Linked DNA regions of Homo sapiens: region 1 is linked to region 2. The links are chromatin loops, found by intact Hi-C in ENCODE. Cell type or tissue: heart left ventricle. All regions are shown on one strand. Each heading gives the region's core, and the rest is flanking DNA. Links, peaks and the distances in the headings are about the cores only.

Region 1 (11,160 bases), core at 1,032-9,031, 310 kb before region 2:
AAGATTCTATAGTTTTTACTTCAGTACTTTAGCCGTGAGATAAATACAAATTTGCCAGCTTACAAAACAAACAAACAAAAACCTATTAGAGACAAACAGTGGTTTTTATCTCAGTAGAAAGGTAACAGCAGATTTAAAGCAGGCAGAAAATAAAACAGTAAAAGGGGACCTAGGAACTCTATAGTTTACAGATCAACCTTAGGGCTCTTTTTTCAGTGTAAATGTGCACAAAGACCATATTACTTCCATTTTACTCTGGCAAGTAGAGGTGCCATAAAACCTACAGAGTACAGAAAAGGGGGTCATTCTCCTTGTTTTCTCCTCATTCTTAGATTGTTGGTTTCCCACTTTTTTTTAAATTATACTTTAAGTTCTGGGATACATGTGCAGAATGTGTAGGTTTGTTACATAGGTATACATGTGCCATGGTATATCCCACTAATGCACATGTATATGGGTTTGTTGAACCCATCAATCCGTCGTTTACGTTAGGTATTTCTCCTAATCCTATCCCTCCCCTAGCCTCCCGGAGCTTACATTTCTTAAGGAAACCAGGGGCGTGTGCAGAACTAGTGCTCCATGCTAGGTTGCTCCGGGAAGCAGTGAGGATCCCTTTTTGCGGGGCAGGATTTCTTTCTCCCACTTGTGACCCAGAACGAAAGCCGCTTGGAGGTGGTGGAGGCGGAGTCAGGTGTTGGCATCTCCCCCTGTTCTCATTCACCACTTTCTTCCATGTTGCCATTTCTTTTCCTTCTCTACATGAGAAGGGAGGAGGGCCCACTGACAGCCTCTTGCATGCTGCCTCCTCTAGCTTATCCCATTTCCCCGCTTTTGGAGCCTCCTCTGTGACTGGCTCCTTCTCCACCTGTGCAGTAGAAAGTGGCATTTTGGAGGGCGTTAAGGAGTGAATGCCATGCTGCTCTGACTATCCACATTTTCTTTGGCAATGCTGGCTGTGCTGGTGTCTTTCTGTAGGAGATTCCCATCTGTTCCCTGCCTGGTGTAAGTCTAAGGTTGCAAGAAAGGTGAGGAGTCTGGCACCAGGTAGGCATGACCTCTCGGGCCACAGTTGGCTGGTCCCGGGCTAGTGCAATCGTGTTCCAGGACACAGAGGTCTCTGAGTTGGAATCAGGCAAGAGAGTTAAAGGATGCTCACACCCCAGCTTTGCACAGACACACTGCACGGCACACACCCAGCAGCATTAGTGGGATAAACATCTGTTTCCATAAGAGTCTGTCTTCAGTTTCACTTACAGAGCTTTTCTAACCTAATTACGTGTGTCAACTCTGTGGCTGTAATCACTGTTCTTAGGTTAACCTCTGTAAACCGTCGGAGTTAGATGGCTTTATGGGCTGTCTCAGGGAGTCTCTGGGTTACAGCAGACATGACTGATGACTGTGTGCTGTAACTGAACTATGCAGTCTGCTGGCCTTTAATATGCACATTAATGGTGACTGAGTCTTGGCACCACCTTGCTGTGTTGGCTCTTGAGTTGCCTTTTATATTAAATGACGCATGATAGCAGACCTGCCTAGCAAATTACAGAATGACCTGAGCTGCTTCCAAGTTAAGAGCGCTTGGTGAGTTTGCTTGAGAGGGAGTCCAGCAGTCAGCTCTGAAGTCATTCTTATCTCCCATTGCCCACCCCTCTCTGCCCCCCACCCCCGAGCCCTAGGTTAAGTGAAGGGATTAAAAATTGACCCAGTTTGATCAGCCATCAGGATAAAGCCATGCCCATTGTCTCCTTGAAATTCTTGGGGGGTGAATGGGCATTTTTTTCCTTTTTTCTCCACTCTTTCCAGCTGTTTTTGATCTGGCATAAGCATGAGGGTGAAACACGAGTGAGAAGGAACGGGCTTCAGGTTGATTTGGATGTTTATGTTATTTGATGTGTTATGTTAAAGATCATTTCCTAGCCTGACTAGGTTATTATTGAGTTTCTTTTATGTATATTAAGCCATTTCTCTTCCTGATGGTTAGTCCTGAATTTCCCATTTGCTCAATTTTTCTTTTTGCTCTGGAGAATTCTAGTAGAGCACACATTGTAATCCTATGACCGTAATTTCATCAAAAGTGGTAATTTTTTAAATGTTGAGGAAGCAGTGACCCTAATGTTTCAAGTCAAGCTACAAAGCTACCTTATTTTTGTTCTTACTGTCACTAAAGATACATCTAAAATTATAAAATAATTTCATGACAGTAGGTAAAGTAGAATCAGTTATTTTGGGAGACATTATCAATATTCAGCTGCAATAAAAAATTAATGGGTAAAAGCAATTCTGATGTATAATAAAGATTAACTTCATTTTATGAGGCAGGCCATTCTCTGGTTGAGAAGAATTGAAGAAAAATAAACCACCTTTCCCTCTTCTGGGAGATCAGAATCTAGCAGTGTTTGATGTAGGGTACAGTGTGTATTTTTTAGAACTCTCAGTTGAGTGCATTAGAGTTTGCTGCACTATTTTGCAGTCACCTTTTCTCTTATTTAAAGAAAAAAAAAGCAAACTAAAATATACTCAAACTCCCCTTTTGCCTTTTACAGAGCCAAAGTGTCTGGTTCTCCAGCCAAAAATGTTTTTAACCCTTTGGCATTTATGAGACAAGAGTAAATAAGGTATGTCAGAGCTCTGAGAGGGGGGTGGGTGCTACACAGGGGAGGGTGCCCTAGACTCTGGAATGCTGGAGATGACTCACACTTGCTTGCAAGAACTGTGGTTAAATCTGCAGGTATTGGGGGAGCTAGTTGACTTCACACTGGTAGTTTGACATTGGCCACAGTGGGAGTACTGACACCATGAAAATCGGCAAGTGCTATAAGTCAGGGCTCTTCCACCCCACTCACCCATGAGGTTAAGTGTCCAGCACATGGCTGCCTAGGCTAGAATGGAATACAGTGAGGAGGCAGTTACTCAGCCCTTCTCCATCACTAGGGACTCAGAGGGTAAAATGGGTCACTTCGGAGGAAATGCTTTGGAAAACAATAAGGCTTTGGAATGTAGGCCAGGGACTGCAGGGGGCTTGGTTGCTTTCTCATTAGCCTTTGCCTCTGGGATTCTCTCACTCACACTCTGGTTTTGTTGAGTTCTGGGACCAGGGACGTTTCTCTGCTCTGGGTCCTTTTTGTGTGCTCAGAATTACTCAGCATTTGGAACTGAGACAGAGACAAGAGCTCCTGGGACAACAGAAAGTCCTCAGGAGGTGTGAGTGGGGAAGCTGGTTCACACCCAGTCCCCACGCACACCCATGTGGGCCTCACAGTGAAGGTCCAGGTAGAAAAGCTTGAGGAAAGAGAACAGGGCAAGAGCTTGTTTAGAAGCAATCCTGTTAGTCCTAGCCACTGGTCTGAACATATAAAAGAAAATCAAGCCAAACAGATGTTTTCCTCAGAGGCAGCCAGTAAGGGAAGGAATTATCTCCTTGAGTTGACATCCAATGTTGGGCTCCGGGAATGAAATTTCACAATGCATTGGACGTGGATGGCATGGTCTTTCTTCCTGTGGATTTAAGAATTAGTTTCAATTTAAAATGGGATGCTTTGAAATCTCAGGTCAGACTTTCTCCTAAACTTTTAAACCAATTCACAGTTCTGGCCATATTTCAGCCAGCAATGAGGAGTCAGAAGGCTGGCTCTCAATTTTTTTTAAAAAAGATTTTGCTTCAGCCAGCCAGCCATTGATCTGAAGGGTTCTAAGCGATTCTATTTCATTTCATTTAAACATTGGCTCCTTTATTTCCTCCCTCTTCTCACCAGCTAAAATTACAGGAGACCACCATTTTCGGGTGGAAAGAACATTTTGTGAAGTTCATTTGCTAAGCTTCTGCTATGAACCCACTTGGCCAAAGAGGGAAATCCTCCAGGAATTCAGTTTCACCAACCCTTCCCTCCACCCCGGGCTGCCGCTCTTCCTGCTGCTTTCATTTTAAGGGGACTGGGCATTTTTGCAATTTTGTCTTGACCATCATCATCTTTTTATTACTCATGGGGAACTTTCAAAACACCAGCTCCTTTTTTAAAAGTAGTTTTGTGTTCTTAGTGGTTTCACAATCTGAACTGAGCTGATGATTTGAGAAAATGTGGGCAGTTCATGGAATCATGAATGGTTAGAACCTTTCAGTTGAAGGGGACCCTAATCAAACATTCTACCCCAGTGGTTCTCAGTCAGGAGGGACTCTGTTCCCCAAGGGACACTTGGCAATGTCTGGAAACATTTTTGTCACTGCGGGGAGGGGGTTGCTACTGGTATCTGGTGGGTAGAGGCCAGGGTGGCTGCTAAACATCCTACAGTGCACAGGACCACCTCGCAGAACAAATAATTCTCTGGGTGAAAAGATCCATAGAGCTAAGTTTGAGAAACTCTGATCTACCCCAAAATTGAAGCCCTTCCAGCATCAGAGTGGACAGCTCCAGGGAAAGAGCAGCTCAAGAAACTACTCATGGGAGCAGCAGCCCTAAACTGGGGTCGACCCACAACGTGATGAGTGGGTGGCGAACTGTCAGGGCGGCAAGGGACAGGAGACCCACGAAAATTCATTTGGGGAAAGGGAAGACTTGGATGCCCAGCAGTCATCTTCTATGCTTCACTGGGCATAAACATATTCATTCAGACATTAGGTTTGATCGGTATGATTCCAGAGGGCAGGTTTAGAAATGTTGGGGGGAAGCTATGGGGAGGTTGAATTTGGCTTGGTGCGGAAGCACTCATACAGTCTCACCTAGTGAAATTTCATAAGCTCCGCTGTGTTGGCTCTTGGTGAGTTCACAGTTAAGAAAATCTTGAGGTTTCATTCATGCACTTTATTTAATTCCGTCTCCAGCCTCCTGCTTAATCCTGTTCTTATGCAGTTGATTTTTTGGCACGAGTGAAGTTCACGCTGGGCTGGAGGGAGAAGTGGGGAGAGTGAGGGATGAAATTCCAGGAGCAGGCCTGTTAGACTCTTCAAGTCCACGAACGCAGCCTCCCTGGCTCTCCTCCCAGTTGGATTGGCTTTACGGTCCTGTCAGTGGGACAGGCTATCTTGGCCAAACATGTGAATCTCCCTGAATGGGAAAAAGAAAAGGCAGAACATTAACTTAAAGTTTAGGATGCATGTGGGGAATGAAGGTGTGTGGATGGCTTATAGGATATCACTTGCTCTCCCAGAAACTCTGGACTGCCCTGCAGTAAAAACACCAAACCTCCTGCGCTGGGCTGAGAAGGGGCTTGAGCGTCGCCTGGGAAAATCTTTGACAGGCTGCCCAAACCGCAGCCCTAATCACTGAGGCACGTGGCTGACATTTTAGCAAGCTCACTTGGACTCGGAGCTTTCACAGAATGGAGACAAGGGAATAATTTCACTTTGGAGGACTGCACTTCTTTCCTTTACACCTCCCACTCCATCCTTCTTGTTAGCAAATACCCTGGGTGGGCAGATGTCACAGGAGCCGGCGGGGATGCTGGTTTGCATGGCAGCATCCCGCGGCGGAATACCAATGGCACAGCTCATGCTCTTTACTGAGGGGGTGGGACTCTGGAATTTTGGCATGATTGTAGTTGTTGCTGTAATCATGTTTTACATTAACAATGTTTCTTTCATCCAGATGGATTCTTAAGCGCTCGACAAACTTTATTAAGTAATTACAACAAGTTATAGACATTTAATTTGTCTATCATTAGGCACAGTTTCTGGGTGAATCATGGGATTTTTTTTGTTTTGTTTGGCCACACACAGAAACAGGATATTGATAGGGGACAGAGTAGACCTAGGGCTGTCAACTGGGCTTGGAAGAAGCCTGTCCTTGGTCTGAATTGGAAAAGGCACTAAGGCAACAGCCTCCCGGTGCAATCGTGTGAGTGAAGATCGGTGCAATCATGCGAGTGAAGATCACGGCAAACTTGACAATGGAGAAGAGGATACAGAAGCATTTCACACATCCCTGGGTTATTATTATTATTATTATTATTTCTAAATGGTCTACAAAACCATATGGAATCTCAATTTAAATACAGGAAAAGGCCGGGCATGGTGGCTCACACCTGTAATCCCAGCACTTTGGAAGGCCAAGGTGGGCAGATCACCTGAGGTCAGGAGTTTGAGACCATCCTGGCCAACGTGGTGAACTCCCATCTCTACTAAAATACAAAAATGAGCCGGGCGTGATGGTGGGCACCTGTAATCCCAGCTACTTGGGAGGCCGAGGCAGGAGAATCGCTTGAACCTGGGAGGTGGAGGTTGTAGTGAGTGGAGATGGCACCACTGCACTCTGGCCTGGGCGACAAAAACAAAACAAAACGAAACAAAACAAAACATACAAACAAAACAACCAACCAAACAAAAAAACCAACAGGAAAAAAAGCACAGGACAGCCCATGGGTCTGGAAGGCAGAGGCTCAAGGAGTCCTAGTGCAAAAGGGGCTTCCAGGACCACTCAGGTGGGAGCCTTTCAACCTGTGCCTCCTCTGAGGGCAGCTCAGGGGTTCTACAGCAGGAGGGAGGTGATGGGTCACCAGGAGGCAGGGCTCTTGGTCCCCGACATCTCCTTCTGACTGGTTTCACATACTGCATTTTACTCAAGATTTCTGCTGAAGAAAGGGTACCACTGCTAAAGAAAAGAAAAATAAAATGTGCAAACCTGACTGGTCCAGTTCCTGATATTATATGCGATGACCAGAGAGGTTATGCAGGTAGTCTGGGGTCACATAGCTAATAATTGGCCAAATTGAAGTGGGACCACGCTCTTTGTACAGCCAGCCTGAGGTGCCACCAAAGACAGTGCCAATTTCAGCAGGAAGGAGAACTCCTTAAGGGGCTGCAGGACTGGTCTTCCCAGACAGCTGTCCAAAGAGCTGCCTTTCTCCTCTTCCTTTAGGTTAAAAGATGGCAGATGAGTCAGGGCGCAGTGACTCACACCTGAAATTCCAGCACTTTGGGAGGCCGAGGTGGGCAGATCACGAGGTCAGGAGTTCGAGACCAGTCTGGCCAACATAGTGAAAACCCGTCTCTACTAAAAAAAAAAAAATACAAAAAATTAGCTGGGCATGGTGGTGTGCACCTGTAATCCCAGCTACCCGGAAGGCTGAGGCAGGAGAATCTCATGAGCCTGGGAGGTGGAGGTTGCAGTGAACCGAGATTGCGCCATTGCATTCCAGCCTGGGCGACAGTGTGATACTCTGCCTCAAAAAAAAAAAAAAAAAAAAAAAAAAAAAGATGGCAGATGAGTCATGAGCGATATGAATGACGGGGTAGGGAGAAGTTGGTGCTTCTGTAAGATCAAAGGAGGGAGAGAAAACCAAGGATGGAATGACAGGAGCACAGACTGGAACTGCTCTGATGTGGCTTGCGTGGAAATTCAGCCACCACCCCAATGACCACGTGGCCACCATGACCACAAGACTCAACATAGCCTTGTGCAGTGATGCATCAGGCACCACCTGCGGTATCTCCCCCTTCCCACCACGCCCTCGGAAGTAGCCATTCTCATCTCCACTTTGCAGCTAAATTGGTGGAGTTTTAAAGAAGTGAATAATTTACCCAAAGACATGGCTTGAAACCTGGGGTCTCTCCACCTGCCCGCCCCACCTGCCCTGAGAATGTGGATGGCACCAGGCCTCAGCCACTGGGACTGTTCCCTACTAACCCGTGAGCTCTGTTATGGCAGCTCTCTCCTATTTATCCTCTTATTCCAAGCATCTGATGTAGTACTTGGCACATGGTGAGCACTTGATGAAGAGTCCTTTGAGTTTAATGGATTGCATCCTATTTTCCCTTCAAGACTGGCCTCAGCTGGTTGGAATCACAGTTGCACTGCGTTACCGTAATCTGTGTTTGTGTTTGCTCAGGGATGTATTTGCTAGAATGAAAATTCCTGCAGGCAGGACTTCTCCATTGTCTCATTACTCCTGGGAATATGACTGTGGTGGGCAGAATAATAGCCTCCAAAGATGTTCCCATACTAATCCCTGGGAACTGTGGATATGTTAGTTACAGGGCAGAGGGGAAGCAACATTGCAGATGAACTTGAGGTTGTTAAGCAGATGATCTTAACACAGGGAGGTCATTCTGGATTTTCCAGGTGGGCCTAATGTCATTATAAGGGTCTTTGAATATAGAAGAGGGAGGACGAAGAGTCGGTCAGGAGAGCAGATTTGGGGATGGAAGCAGAAAACAGCGTGATCTAACTGTGGGTTATGGAGATGGAAGAGGCCACAAGCACAGGAATGCAGGCAGCCTTGAGAATCTGGAAAAGGCAGGGACTGGATTCTCCCCAGAGCCTCCAGAGAGAGCAGAGTCCTGCTCACACGTTGACTTCAGCCCTGCAGACCCATGTCAGACATGCGGCCTCCAGAACTGAAAGATGGTAAATGTGGGTTGTTTTAGGCTACGTTGTGGTGATTTGTTACAGCAGCAACGGGAAACTGATCGAGGTCCTTGGTACCGTGGGTAACTCGGCTGCTAAGAATTCTCTGCATTCTCGGGAGAGCCAAGGCCAGGGTGGCTTCTACTGTCTTTTTTTGAGATAAGGTCTCGCTCCGTAGCACAGGCTGGAGTGCAGCGGCGCGATCTTGGCTCACTGCAACCTCTGCCTCCTGAGTTCAAGGGATTCTCCAGCCTCAGCCTCCCAAGTAGCTGGGACTACAGGTGAGTGCCACCACACCTGACTAATTTTTGTATTTTTTGGTAGAGATGGGGTTTTGCTATATTGCCCAGACTATTCTCGAACTCCTGGGCTCAAGTGATTGACCCATCTTGGCCTCCCAAAGTGCTGGGATTATAGCTTCTCCTGCCTTTAATGGGGTGAATTTTGCCTGTGATACCCACCTGCCCACAGGTGACTTCTCTGAGAGAACAGGTGTTAGGACGAGAGTAGTTCTGGTCACTGCCTCGGCTTACCCCAAGGATGGGCTGAGATGCAGGGAGGACCTCTCCGTTCACCTGAGCAGCCAGACAACTCGAGGTACCAAGAGGTTTGCCAAGCTGGGCACAGTCCCCTGTGTATCTTCCCTACCTTCCAACAGACTTTATGTATGTTTTTATACACAAATGGCCAAAAACCCTGTAAGAGACTGAGCTGAGGTGTCAGCACAAGTTCCTGATGGAAAGGTCCAGCATGTTTCTCTAAGTGAATACCCACTAGTTCAATCATTCATTCAACGAGCACCATTGGCCCCCGCCACAAGCCAGGCATCACGCTGGGGGCTGGGGGCTGGGGTATCAAGAGCACATCTTCATGGCACCACCCTCCAGGGGCCACAGCCTTAGCTGTCGCAGGCCAGGCAGGTCACAGGGAGGAGTGGGTGGCATGGGAGGGCTGGGGAGTGGAGGAAGATGACCCAGGCCCAGCCCCTTGGCTCCATCTGATGTTCTCCAAGCAGAGATACAAACCCAGGGCCTTTGGATCACTTTGGTTGTCAGGGGAAGCCAGATATCTGTATATCTTAAAATGTGAAAATTTAAAAAAAATTTCCAATTAAAATTAATCATAAAAATATTGGCAACTAATTGAATTTTTAAAAATAGTGAAGACAGAACATTTTTGGGAGCTGGATTCAACCTTCCAGCCACTGGTTGGGTGCCTCTGGGCTAGTGGGAACTGGTCTTGTTGAATCTGGATCAAATGGCAAAAGTAACCTGGGAGAGACGAAGGGAAGGTCACTGGAATGATTTGAGGCCACTTATCACTCAACCTTGATGGGGCTTGCAGACTGCTGTCTGCAACTACAATGTGAGGGTTAAATGTAATTACAGACAGACAGTGCTTTGTGGCTGAGAGTTCTTACTCAATGAGGAATTTCTACATTTACTGATGGAATTGTGTTGCTATACTTAGTAGAAAGAAAGAAATAACAGTTCAAGATGAAGGACATCTCTGTCTCATGCTCCATTTAAGTCTTCTCCTTAGGATATCAAGGATGAATCATTTTCTTGTAGGTTGAAGTTACAGTGGAAGTTTGGAGTGACCTGTAGGTCACGGCACACACTTGAGTAAATTTGCACACCCCGGGATGCAGGCACTGGGCTTTTCTATTGTGGTTCAGCCAGCCACACAAGTTGGTGGTGTTTAAATTCACTGTGTTCTTGGCAGAACCCAAACTCTGCCCACCTGGGGAAACTGCCCCTGTCATTCTGCTGGAGCTGGCAGCTGGAGGGGAGGTTGGAGATTTGGTGATAACTTCTCCGATATTCCATCTACGAGGAGAAGGCCAGGCAGGGAGCAGCTGCGACTGCAAATACCAGGCCACAGGGCAGCTTCTCGCTGGAGTGCAGAAGGCCTCTGGAGGGGCAGCTAGTGGTGTCCCCTGCTGCCTTCTGGGGCCTGCTGGGATTGTACCTCTAATGTCCATCTGGTCGGTGGGGCCACGCGATGAGTCCAGAGTTGTGAGCAGATGTGCATCATCTGGGAGTGGGGCATTTATTTGCCGAGGTAAGGCCCTCCAGGACCCTCTTTTCCCTGAGCCCAGTTTGAGATGGAGGCTGCTCCATCGACCTGGTTCTTGGAGTGGCTGAGAGCCCCAGCTGTCCCTCTGGGGACATGTGTCTAAGTGAGAAACACCCTCTTGTTTAGGCTGAGATGTGGGGCTAGGTTATTATACGGTATCACCTGGCATTTCCTGACACCTGGAGCCACTCCATCGCTAGCTGCTACTAACTCTCATGGGTCGGTGGTCCAGGTGATAAGGACCAAGACCTTATCATGCTCTGGAGCTCCTGACTTCTGTGCCCCAAGGGGCCTCTTTTTTATTTTTTGAGTCGGAGTCCCACTCTGTTGCCAGGCTGGAGTGCAGTGGCATGATGTTGGCTCACTGAGACCTCCACCTCCTGGGTTCAACCGATTCTCCTGCCTCAGCCTCCCAAGTAGCTGGGACTACAGGAGTGTGCCACCATGCCTGGCTAATTTTGTATTTTTAGTAGAGACGGGGTTTCACCATGTTGGCCAGGATGGTCTCGATCTCTTGACCTCGTGATCTGCATGCCTCGGCCTCCCAAAGTGCTGGGATTACAGGTGTGAGCCACCTCACCCAGCCCCCAGGGGGCCTCTTAATAAGCACATCCCAGTCCACACCCCCATCCCGTGTGGCTGCAGGAAGTTCGTTCTTCGGCCAAATTCCCCACCACACTTCTGGTCATCCCAGGGATGCCTGTTCCAAGACCATCCTGGCGGTCATGGTCACAGCAGCCAGCAG
Region 2 (11,160 bases), core at 2,013-10,012:
CACCTTTACACCTGGTGACTTAAAAGTCAAACCCGAGTTAGCAAAAGGAGAGTTTCCACATGTATGTTCTTACACTCTCTTTCTGGAAGGGGAGACTGACTTCCAAACCCCGGGGCAGCTGCTCATAGGACCTAATCCGGCAGGCTGCAGCTCCTGGCTGCCTGGGCTCCGACTGGGAACTCCATTTTCTATTTACAGCTTTTTCCTCATTTTGTTGTTGTTGCTGCTGAAAGTTCCTACACTTACAAACCTTTTATCTGCCAAGCCCCCGGGCTGACTATCACAGGACTGGAAGTGTGGCGGTGTGTTTGATGATGGATAAGCTCACCTCCATGCCTGCTCCCGATCATTTAGGACACAAAACTCTGTGCTCTGGAGCGAGCGTGGGCTGCCATCAGCTAAGCAGATGGATAATGTGGGAGACAGATCAGCACATCTGGCAGAAGAGGCCCAGAATTGGGTGACAATGAATGTTTTCATCTGGGCAGATGTAACAAAATCTCCTCGCTCCCTGCATGGACTACTCCTTGAGGAAGTAGCCCACGTCTGAGCAGCGTCTTGCATCAGTCACCACGCAGTTACTTCACTTCGGTGCCCTCGAGTGAGAAGTGGAGGAGGTCAACTTGATATAAAAGCTGTACAGCTAAGTTTTGCTCAGAAAGTACCTTGTAAAATAAACATATGGGTAAGGCCATTTAAAAGAGCCCATTATTATGTGTTAGATTATGGACGGAGCCCTGAGCAACCAGGAGCCAGGGCAGGGGGCTGAGTCCAGGGACAGAGGCGTTCCCAGGAGGAAGGGGCACAAACTCTGCACCTGTGATTCCAACTCATGCTCGCGTTTCAGCCGATCCGCCCCCCTCCTCTCCCCGATACTGCCCGAAAGCATTCTTTCCTATAACGTGCGTTTCCCGGGGCAGAATGTGTGTGGTGGCAGGAAATGAGGGCTGAGCGTTACCAGCTAGGAAGGGGTTTTTTGTGTTCCAACATTGAGGTCCTGGAGTTAGCTCTTGCCTCAAAACCCGGTTTCTTTTTTGCCAGCCCACCAGCCCAGGATGGGCTCACGCCGAGGCTGACGAAACCCAGTCCTGAGTCAAAAACATCTGCCTCCTGCCCGTTTTCTTTCCCAACTCCACATGGTGGGGCCTCCAGGGGCCTCGGGACCACCTCGACCGCATGTCTATGGGGTCAGATGCATCAGATACCATCGCCACCTCTGCCTTCTTATCACCAAGGCTGGCTCAGGGTGAGCCGAGCAGGAGGCTGTGGGCCTGACCTGTTGCTGCTTCCCTTATTTCATCCTTTTGTCCCCCAAAGGATGGGCCATTTGCCAAACAACAATGGAGGCTTCCCCGGGACCCTGTTTTCTTGACATTTCCCTTCTTTGGGACACTTCCCTCAGCACTCAGCCAGCAGCCCTGGAGGGTGCAAGGCATTTCACAGCAGGACAAGGGTCTTTGAGGGCAACATCTCTGTGCATTGAGGGTGCTGTATGTTTGGAGACCGACCTGGCTTTTCTCACTCTCCTAGCACTTCTAGTTTGGCTTCACCACCAACCTCCCCTGGAGACCGCTGCCTTTCTTCCAAGTTCTGGGGTCACTGAGGAAGCCGCTGCCTGTGCACTGCCCCAGCTCAGCCCCTCCTGGTACGAAGGTCATGGCATATCCATCACGACTGTAACCAGCAGATCCCTGGACTCTGCCCACAGAATTCCCCGAGCCGGGCCCTCCCTCCTCCTGACCGGGGGCAGCTCCTCCTCCCAGCCTCATCTGCTCTCAGGTTTCTCTGCTGTCTGCCTCACAGCCCCACCCCACATTCATCATGCTCTTTGAATTCAGAATTTCACTGAAATCCCCAAGGTCTTTCCTTACCATACAGCCTTAGTCACTAACTTCACAGATGTCATGAACTTCCCATTCCTCTTCTTCATGATCTCAGACAAATGTTAGCATCCAACTTTGCATTCTTACAACACAGCTATTATTTCATTATCATGATTATTCTTCATGCCACACTCTGAGGTTTGTTTCCGAATCAATAGAAGATCATAGGTTTGGCCCCTGGTGCTCACCTTGCCACGTCCACCTGGCTTTATTTTCATAGCATTATTCTTTTCTATTTGGGTAACGGGCTGGAAAACCTCCAAGTTGAGAGGCTGTGGCTTTTTCCCAAATCAGAAAGCAAGCTGAGGGTGGTAAAGGAAAAGAACCCTTTTTCTTTTAAACTTGCTTCATGGTTGAGAGGTTGTGTTGTCACATGTGTGTGAGCTTGTGCACGTATGCATTTGAATCTCTGTCTGTTTCCTTCTGATCTTGGCCATATGGCCACAGTGCCTTGGGATCAATCTGGGAAGGGATAGTGGACTCTGGTTTGGCAAACCTAACGTCCATTCCCAAATCACTTCTCTTTTTCCTGACTCCAAGAGGAGACTGAAAGAGCTAAATGCTCACTCTCCCAGTCTTTTCAGCAAGGGGCAGCCAGGGGATAAATATTTCATAAATATTCATGACTCCTCTTATACTTATTGAATATGTATATTTGGCCACCTGCTTCAGCATAAATTCCTGTCTTATTTTCTCCACCCTCAAAGTGCCTGTTTCCAGCTTCTGGCCGGAGGCTCTGCTTCCCAGCCTATCAGAATGGCCACCCTGCAGGATACAACCCTTTAGGAGAAATAAAGCTCTCCTTTCCAAATGCATGAACCTTGTCATTCTTCAGCTGACGGTAGGATTTCGGAAACTTCACAACAGAATTACATAAGTGTCTGCGGGGAGGGAGGGGAGCGACAGAGAGAATGCTGGGAGTGGGGAAGGTGAAACCACCTTTGCAAAATTATGCCAGTGAGAGAAATATGACATGCCTGACTCCATCTTGCCTCTAGCCTCACTGGCTGGATGTCTTTGCTCATTCTTGGGCGTGGGCCAAACTAATTTGGGAGAAATTTGGTTTCCAGTTTAAATAATGATAGCCCTTCCCCTAAACTCAACTTAGGGTTAGGGTTCTTGGTTTCATTAGTTCTAGGTCTCATCAGTTCTTGTAAAACTAATGAAAGACCACCAAGTTAGGAGGATGAGAAGGGCTTGAATTCTAAATAATTACCAGCCATTATTCCAAAGGTCATAAGACTTGCAACTTCCCCAATTACTCTTGCAGATAACATCACTATTGCAGAACCTATGATTGGCCTTTTGAGATGTCTTTTTAGGTTTTTGCATTTCTGACACACTGATGACCCCCACCTGGACCTGCCAACCAATCCTATGGCCCTCACCCAGGAACTGACTCAGCACAAAAGGACAGCTTCTATTCCCTATGACTGCATCTCCAACCCAACTAATCAGCCTGCCCCCTACTCCAGCCCCCTGCCCACCAAACTATCTTTGAAAAATCCCTAGCCTCCAAGCCTTCATGGAGACTGATTTGAGTAATAACTCCATCTCCCATGTGGGGTGGCCGGGCTGGCCTCACATCAATTAAACTCTTTCTTTACTGCAATGCTGTGATCTTATTATAGGAGTTATTAAGAAATTATTTTAGGCAGATAGAGAGGAAAAGGGGTCCTTGGAAAGTTTTTGTTTCTTTTAAAGCAGTTCCAGAAAAGTTTTCTTGTCTGGCAGGAAAGCCCCTGGTCTTAGAGCTGGGCTGGCAACCTTTGATATGCAAATGCAGGCCATTAGAAACTGGGTACCCCCAAACATGGAGATTCCCCCTCTCTTCTTCTTGCCCTTGCCCCCACATGTGCCTGACAGCATGGCCGCCCCCTTTTATGCCCACACGTGTAGAACATCATGGCACCCTGCATTTGCATATTAAAAGGCTAGAGCAGGAGGACCAGTTTTTTCACGGGCTACGTGAGTGACCTACCTGGTCAAACCAATCCCCTGAGCCCTACGCAAATCAGGCACCACCTTCTCCAGCTTCCTCACGTAAGCAGACACATTTCCGCTGCACACAGGGTTTCCTCTCTCGGCTTTGGAGCACCCCTCCCTCTGTCTCTGTATGGGGGAGCTTCTTCCTTCATTCTTGCCTATTAAACTCTCTGCTCCTTAAAACCACTCCATGTGTGTCCATGTCATTTTATCTAATTCAACGTGAGATGAAGAACCCTGGTGTTCCTCCACTCATGGGATCTGTACCAATCTCAGTGAGTAGATTTTCTTTGTACAGCAGGCAGGAAGAACCTGCTGGGTGGTTACAAAGGCACTCCAGGCACAAGGCTGTTTAGAACAGAATTAATATAGAATTCCTGCCTCTTGGTGCAAGGAGTGTCTATCCAGCCAAGACTTGTCCAGGCTAAGGTCTCTGTAAGCACAGCCCTGGACCTCAGGACCACCAAAAGATGGGTAGAAAGTTCTAGAACTATCATTACTAAATGAACCATATCAATCTACAAAACAATACATCATTTGGGGTTCCTCGGCTCTTAGGCTGGAGATGACATTGACTTGACCTTCCCTCCCCTACGAGTGAGCTCCTCAAACGATGGGTCATTCCTAGGAGCTCCCAAGCCAAGCCCTGAGTCCATTGAATCAATCCAGTTGAAGAAGCATCTTACTGTCCAGCAGACCCTCTCTCCCTCTCACCAAGTTTAGCCAGAGTGAGACTCTACCTCTTTCCCTTCTGTCCACCCCACCTAACCTACCCTTTAAAAAAATCCTCAAGGCTGGTAGGGGCAGCACAGATCCTACTGAATATTTAGGAGCCAGAAAGGGGTCTGGGCCAGCATTCCTGGCATCTTAATGTCAGATCTTCCTTTAGTTAAAAAGCCCTTCAGTTAACCCCAAAGCTTGAGTGTGCGTCTCAGGATCTCCTTCCTGTTCTTTCCTCCTCCGCTTTCCCTCTCCTCACTCTCTCTCGACACTGAGTTTCCTATGTATTTCTAATGCAGAGGAAGTAGCTCTCTTTGGGGTTTTGTTGTTGTTCTCCTTTTCATTTTTAGTTTTTAATTTTTGTGGGTACATAGTGCGTATATATATTTATGGATTATGTGAATGTTTTGATACAGCTATGCAGTGTGAAACAAGCACACCGTGGAGAATGAGGTATCCATCCCCTCTAGCCTTTATCCTTTGAGTTACAAACCAATCGTGGCTCTCTTTTGTTTCTTTTCTTTTCTGCTAAAGCACAGTCCCAAAGACAAGGCCAAGGGGAATTCTGCCCTTAGCTGTCTATTTCTGCAATATTCACACGTACAAATTCACTCATAAATGCCCCAACCTGCATTTAAGAGGGAGGTGATTTCAGATGAACAATGATCTTTTGCAATAATTGTGACTAACGACTGGCCTCTATTCTCTTCTCTTTGTCTTCCAGGCACTATTTTCCACTGTCTTCCTCTTCCCTGGGTTGCTCAAGTTCACACAGATGTGTCCTCACCAGGACCTCACAGTCAAAGAGACTTTTCTGTCTTTCTGTGTCAGTTTGATGGGAGACCAGATTCCAACCACTAGACACGGCTGCGTCCCTGAAGGCCCGGCTGCTGCAGGCCTCCCTCGATCTGGCCAGGAATGACTCCTTTCCTCCTCTATTGCTATCAGGAGAGGTAGGAGGTGTTAGAGAGACCTCCCCTGCCCACCACACACACCTTCCAGCTTGAGGCTGCCTAAAGATCCCTCAGAAACCCCTGACCTTGTCCCTTCCCTTCCCCCTCCTCCTTGTTCTCCACGCTCTGACCAAGTGGAATTTTCCCCTTCACCACTTCAGGGTCACTTGGTAAAGATTAGTTGGGCAGAAAAGTCAGGGTTGGAGGAAGGGTGTATTTGGAAAGAGGGCTGGGCTGGAGATGAGGAAACTTGGGGTCCAGAAGCTGCTCTGCCACACTCCAGCTCACTGACCCTGGTCAAGTTGCCTCACCCACTTGGGCCTCTCTTTCCTCATTTGCCTAATAAACGTTTGAAATCCCTACACTACTCTTAAAGTGTCTACAACATTTAAAAGCAAATTGCCCCTATTAGAAATCTGGGGCCGCTCCTGCCTTTTCCACGACCTCCCTGCTAGAAGGTCCCAGAACTTTCCCTTTTGACTCCAGAGACACCAACTCTGCTGATGTCACAACTCTCCTCTGACTGCAGGTTAATTTCTGGTGGATGCAATTTCCCTGCCTCTGCTGTTTTTACTGCAGTAGAGTTGCCCTGTGGTACACAGGCAGGTTATTGTTTTATTCTTTACTTTTGAAGCACAGTCAAGAGTTTCAAAAGGGATAAATCAGGAAGGTCCCGCAGGGCTGATGTTCCGTACAAACACCCTGTAAGCCTCTGGGTGTGCCTGTCATCAGTTCTTATACAGACATCATGGGGCTACCGCCTTAGTTTGTAGTTTCTGAATAGCTGGAGGAGGGCGTATTACAGTTGAATAGGAGGGAGTTGCCAGGGAGCTGCCCATCCAATATCTTCTGTTTGTACAAGTTTTAGTTGGATACCCAGAGTCATAGAAATGATTTCTTTTCAATAATAACAGAATCTCTAAAGAGATAAGCCTCCATCCCCTGGGAGGCCAAATGAACAACAGTGTGATATGAGCTGTTTTAGGAATGCAAGTCGGTATCCCGTGATCCCCAGGGACAAAGAGAACAAGTTTAGGGTTGTTCTTGCGTGTGGAAGGAAGCTAGAGAGGTTCCACCTGTCGGAATTGTCATGCATCCTCCTTTATGGACGGACCAGCTATGAGCTACTGCCTTTCCATCAGCAGATGGTTCAAATGAACCCAGAGATTAGGTCTACAGAAAATATAGGTCGCAGCAAAGGAGAAATTCTACGTGAAAGTAGTTAGCACAGCACTCAGCATATGGTAGGGATCCTATAAATATTAATTTTTCCTCACATATAAAAATTCCAATTTGCAGGGTAATCTCAGCTTGTAAAGAAGTGAAAGTTAGAGTGGTAGATTTGTCTCCAGAGATGGTGACAGCACTCTCTGCCATCACACATGTTCTTTTGTATTGTGGCTTTGCTGTCTCTCCTTAAGAAGAGTCTATTTCCCCTTCCCTTGAATTCAGGCAGGTCCTGCAACCTTTTTGACCAATAGAAGTTGGCAGAAGCAGGAGCACACACGGGCGGGCTTGTGAGTGAAGCCTTCTTGGCCTCCCAGCCAAGCCCAGGCACCAGCTGAATGCAGCCGAGTGAATTATCCCAGCCAACCTGCGTGAAGCAGAAGAAACATCATCCCAAATTCTAGCCCCAGAAAATCAAGAACAAATAAAACCATGGTTGTTTGAATCTGCTACATTTTGAGATTGATTTTTTGTTTTGTTTTGTTTTTCAGATGGAGTTTCGCTCTTGTTACCTGGGCTGGAGTGCAATGGCGTGATCTTGGCTCACCACAACCTCTGCCCCCCCGGGTTCAAGTGATTCTCCTGCCTCAGCCTGAGTAGCTGGGATTACAGGCAGGCGCCACTGCACCTGGCTAATTTTGTATTTTTTAGTAGCAATGGGGTTTCTGCATGTTGGTCAGGCTGGTCTCGAACTCCCCACCCCAAGTGATCTGCCCGCCTCGGCCTCCCAAAGTGCTGGGATTACAGGCGTGAGCCACCACGCCCAGCCTGGAGGTTGTTTTTTATGTGGCAACAGATAAAGCAAGTTTTCAGAATAAATCTGTTAAATTGACTTTAGCCTAAAACTGCCTCCTTACCTATTGGTGCAAAAGTTGGTGCAAAAGTAATTGCAGTTTTTGCCATTAAAAGTAATGTCACCAGCCAATATTTTAAGTTTGGCCTAAGGTTTCTCTGTACATCGTGAGCTATAACCTAAATGGAAGTGCAAACAGACTGTAACCTACTCTTGTGCCAATCACTGAGTTTTGCCCAATCTATGGTGGTCAACTCTTTGGACTGTGTTCAAATAAGGCAAATGCTGAGCTGTAACCAATCTGGCCAGTTCTGTACCTCACTTCCATCTTCTGTACATCACTTTCCTTTGTTCTGTCTATAAATCATCTTCCACCACCTAGCTGTGCTGGACTCTCTGAGCCTACTCTGGCTCTGGAGGCTACCTGATTTATGAATCATTCTTTGCTCAATTAAACTCTGTTAAATTTAGGCCGGGCGCTGTAGCTCGTGCCTGTAACCGCCGCACTTTGGGAGGCTGAGGTGGGAGGATCACTTGAGGCCAGGAGATCGAGACCAGCCTCGCCCACGTGGTGAAACCCAGTCTGTACTAAAAAGACAAAGTATTAGCCAGAGGTGGTGGTGCATGCTTGTAATCCCAGCTAATTGGGAGGCTGGGCCAGGAGAATCCTCGAACTTGGGAGGCAGAGGTTGCGGTGAGCCGAGATCACACCACTGCACTCCAGCCTGGGTGACAAGAGCAAAACTCCATCTCAAAAATAAAATAAAATAAAATAAACTCTGTTAAATTTAATTTGGCTAAGGATTTTATTTTAACAATTCAAGAAAGAGTTTCAAAATTTAACCTTTCCATAAGATTTTTCTTTTTCTTTCTATCCTCCCCAAATTTTTCATATAATCCGTGTACTTTCAAAAATAAGTTCTCCAGAAACATTGCCAAGGGTTCTGTGGATTCATTCACTTAGCAAGGTTTTGAGAAACATTTTTAACACAAACATTTAAATGTGCATGTAATTTCCATCCTCAGAGAGCTTAATACTAACCATGTAGACTAGACACATATACATCGAATGCTAATAATCTACAAGGCAGTATATGACTATAGCTAAGTGATCTCTAAACCCTGTTTTGACCCTGAAATTCCATTAGGCCATGGAACTAAGTATACAAACATTGAGTTCAGGGAAGACTCTTTGGGGTTCATCAGTATCAGAAAAACAGAAAATTAAACACACACGAGCTTACCTAAACAGGGCTTTGTTTTTCCAGCATGAGTTCTTGCGTGGGCAGTCAAGGGCAGTCAGAGGTATGGGCTCCTTCTAGCTTTCTCCTATTCTTGGTATAAGGCCTTCCTCACAGCCTCACTGGATAGGTGCTCCACCTCTAGGCAACATGTTACATTTCCAGGTAGTAAGAACGAATAGGAAAGGACAAAAATCAAAAGGAAATGCAAGCTAACGGTCCCTTTTAATTAGGAAAGCAATAGCTTTTCTATAAGCTTCACCTTTTAAACTTCTACTTAAATCTTCTTGGCCAGAACTATTTTGTAAGTCTATCCTGAGCTGCAAGAGGTCCTGGACACATTCTGAGATACACTGGCCTTCTGTCACCAGGAAAAAGGGAGAGTGTATATTGGGTGTTTGAAGTAAGGAAGTAGAGAATGCCTTCGGGATAGGCAGTGAGCAGTGGCCCCCACAGTCAGAAGGTTGGCAGGATACAAAGATCTTTAGATAAGATGAAATACGGGGGCATGCGCCAGAAGGAGGGAAGGTGGACCCCTTTCTCCTGGATGCATATGCATGGAAGGAGGGTAGAGAGAGTGCACACACACGATCACCCCCACCCCACCCAAACTCACACCACACCAGACACATACATACACACACACAATCACCATTTAATGTTGGACTGATATTTGAGGCTACCTCTGACTTACCTTGCCCAAGATTTCTTTTCTCCGACTCTATTGAATGTGCCTTTTTGCTCTACAGAGGCTAGAGAGCTAAAAACACTACTTCCCAGATATCCTTATAGCCAAGATTCTGGTTGCAATTGATCTCATGCCAATTAGAAACACTGTTTAAGACTTGCATTCAGAACTGAGTTCAGTGGGTGGAGGGCAGCATTCTGGAGGCAGCAATGACATCTTGGGGGCCCCACTCGACAGGCAGTTTCCTTAACAGCCTACTTCTGTGGCGTCATAGTTGGTCCTGGAGGCTCACCTAGGATCATTCTTCAGCTCCTCAATGATTCTGTTATCAATTTTGTAACAGAGGTAAATCCCTATCTAAACTGGCAAGCATGACTCTGTTCTCTGTAACTGAAGCATATTTGGTCGCAGCATCACACAGACCTTTCTCCATTGCAGCCTCTCCCATTTTCTCTCTGCTGGACATTAGTTAGACAAGTGACTTCACATCTCCAACTCTCACCTTCTTTCCTCTGACCTGGAGCTCTTGTATGGATCGGGCATGAAACTGCCTGTACAGTGTCTGACTCAGATGAGTGTTCAACAAATACTAGCTTCAACAAACTTACTCAGAATAGTCACAGAAAATGCCAGTGAAGGAGTTGCTGCATGGGGCAATGGTGGTAGAGAGGCACCCCAGCATGAGAGATGGCCTCGTGCTCTGCAGGGGCACACAGGAGCCCAGACTTGAAGCTCTTGTTAATAAAGTCTGTCTCCTCCACCAACCTATAAGCCACCAACCTGTCATTTCAAACCTGTTTGAATTTCCTTTTGCTTCTAGCATAAAATCTGACACAGGGGAGCCTGAATGTCCTGGACAGAGACCTCCAAATGCAGAGAATCATCTTGGAACCAGTAGCTGGATAGCTGCCCCCTAGGAAACACCAGCCACGGGCCCCATCCTCTGCTCAATGCAGCCTGTCATGGTGAACAGGATAGACACCACCATTGCCTTTGTAGACGGTCCTGTTTAACACGGGAAGCAAATGCCTGGAATGTTCCCCCATGTGAGCACCCATAGTTTGAAGGAAGACAGTGCAGTGCCCATGTGGCCCCAGGCCACCAGCCCAGAGAGGGTTTTCCTGACTACATCAAGCTTAGGCTAAAGCCTGATCAAAGAAACAAATCTGTATCAGCTGCCTCTGTTCCCTGTGAGGTCATGTTGCCAAGACACTTTGGGGCCAAATGTAGCTTTGCAGTGAGAAAAAAGTAGGGAAATGCTGCTGAAGGCTGCAGGAGCTGTGACAGCCTGTGGAGGAGGCTGTGGGAAGAGTAGACTGTGCTGGAGGCCAGGCTGGCAGCCATGTGCCAGTGCAGGGGAAGTGCAGGGCTGGAGGAGGCAGCCAGGCTGGGGAGGGCACCGCACTCTGGCTGGGGGTTACAGGCCTTGGGCCTGGACCACCTCAATGGGAATGGAAAAGTAGGTGAGATAAACATGTTTTGGAGAGCATCTATGGATCTTGCTAGGTGTATCCTTGCTTCCTTCTCCTGGGGGATCTTGGAAGGCAAAATGAAGATGAACATCATCACATAGTTCACCCAGCTTCTCATCTGTGGATTTGCACAGCATCCTGTGTGTGCCGTCAACAGCTCTGATCCCACTATCCTCTGGTTGTTTCCCTGTCTTAGT

What was found. A loop is a pair of places that touch in the nucleus more often than their neighbours do. Peaks named below come from ENCODE experiments on the same cell type or tissue, not always from the same donor. Only the 100,000 strongest peaks of a DNase experiment are listed, where the experiment ranks them.
Region 1: a loop joins it to region 2, with 2.5 times the contacts of the local background. A loop is called at or near these places in 3 of 110 quality-filtered maps.

Annotation. Positions count from the first base shown.
Region 1 is chr2:236,658,516-236,669,675 of GRCh38, forward strand. No RefSeq gene overlaps it. Among named protein-coding and RNA genes, the nearest start is that of ACKR3, 94 kb to the left of the region's middle. RefSeq lists an enhancer at 2,647-3,323. In heart left ventricle, for the core only: no CTCF peak of the experiment used is centred there; DNase peaks (open chromatin) are centred at 4,956, 5,296 and 5,437; H3K27ac peaks cover 2,373 bases.
Region 2 is chr2:236,971,124-236,982,283 of GRCh38, forward strand. All of the region lies in intron 1 of COPS8-DT (COPS8 divergent transcript), which reads right to left. Among named protein-coding and RNA genes, the nearest start is that of COPS8-DT, 110 kb to the right of the region's middle. In heart left ventricle, for the core only: no CTCF peak of the experiment used is centred there; no DNase peak of the experiment used is centred there; H3K27ac peaks cover 1,387 bases.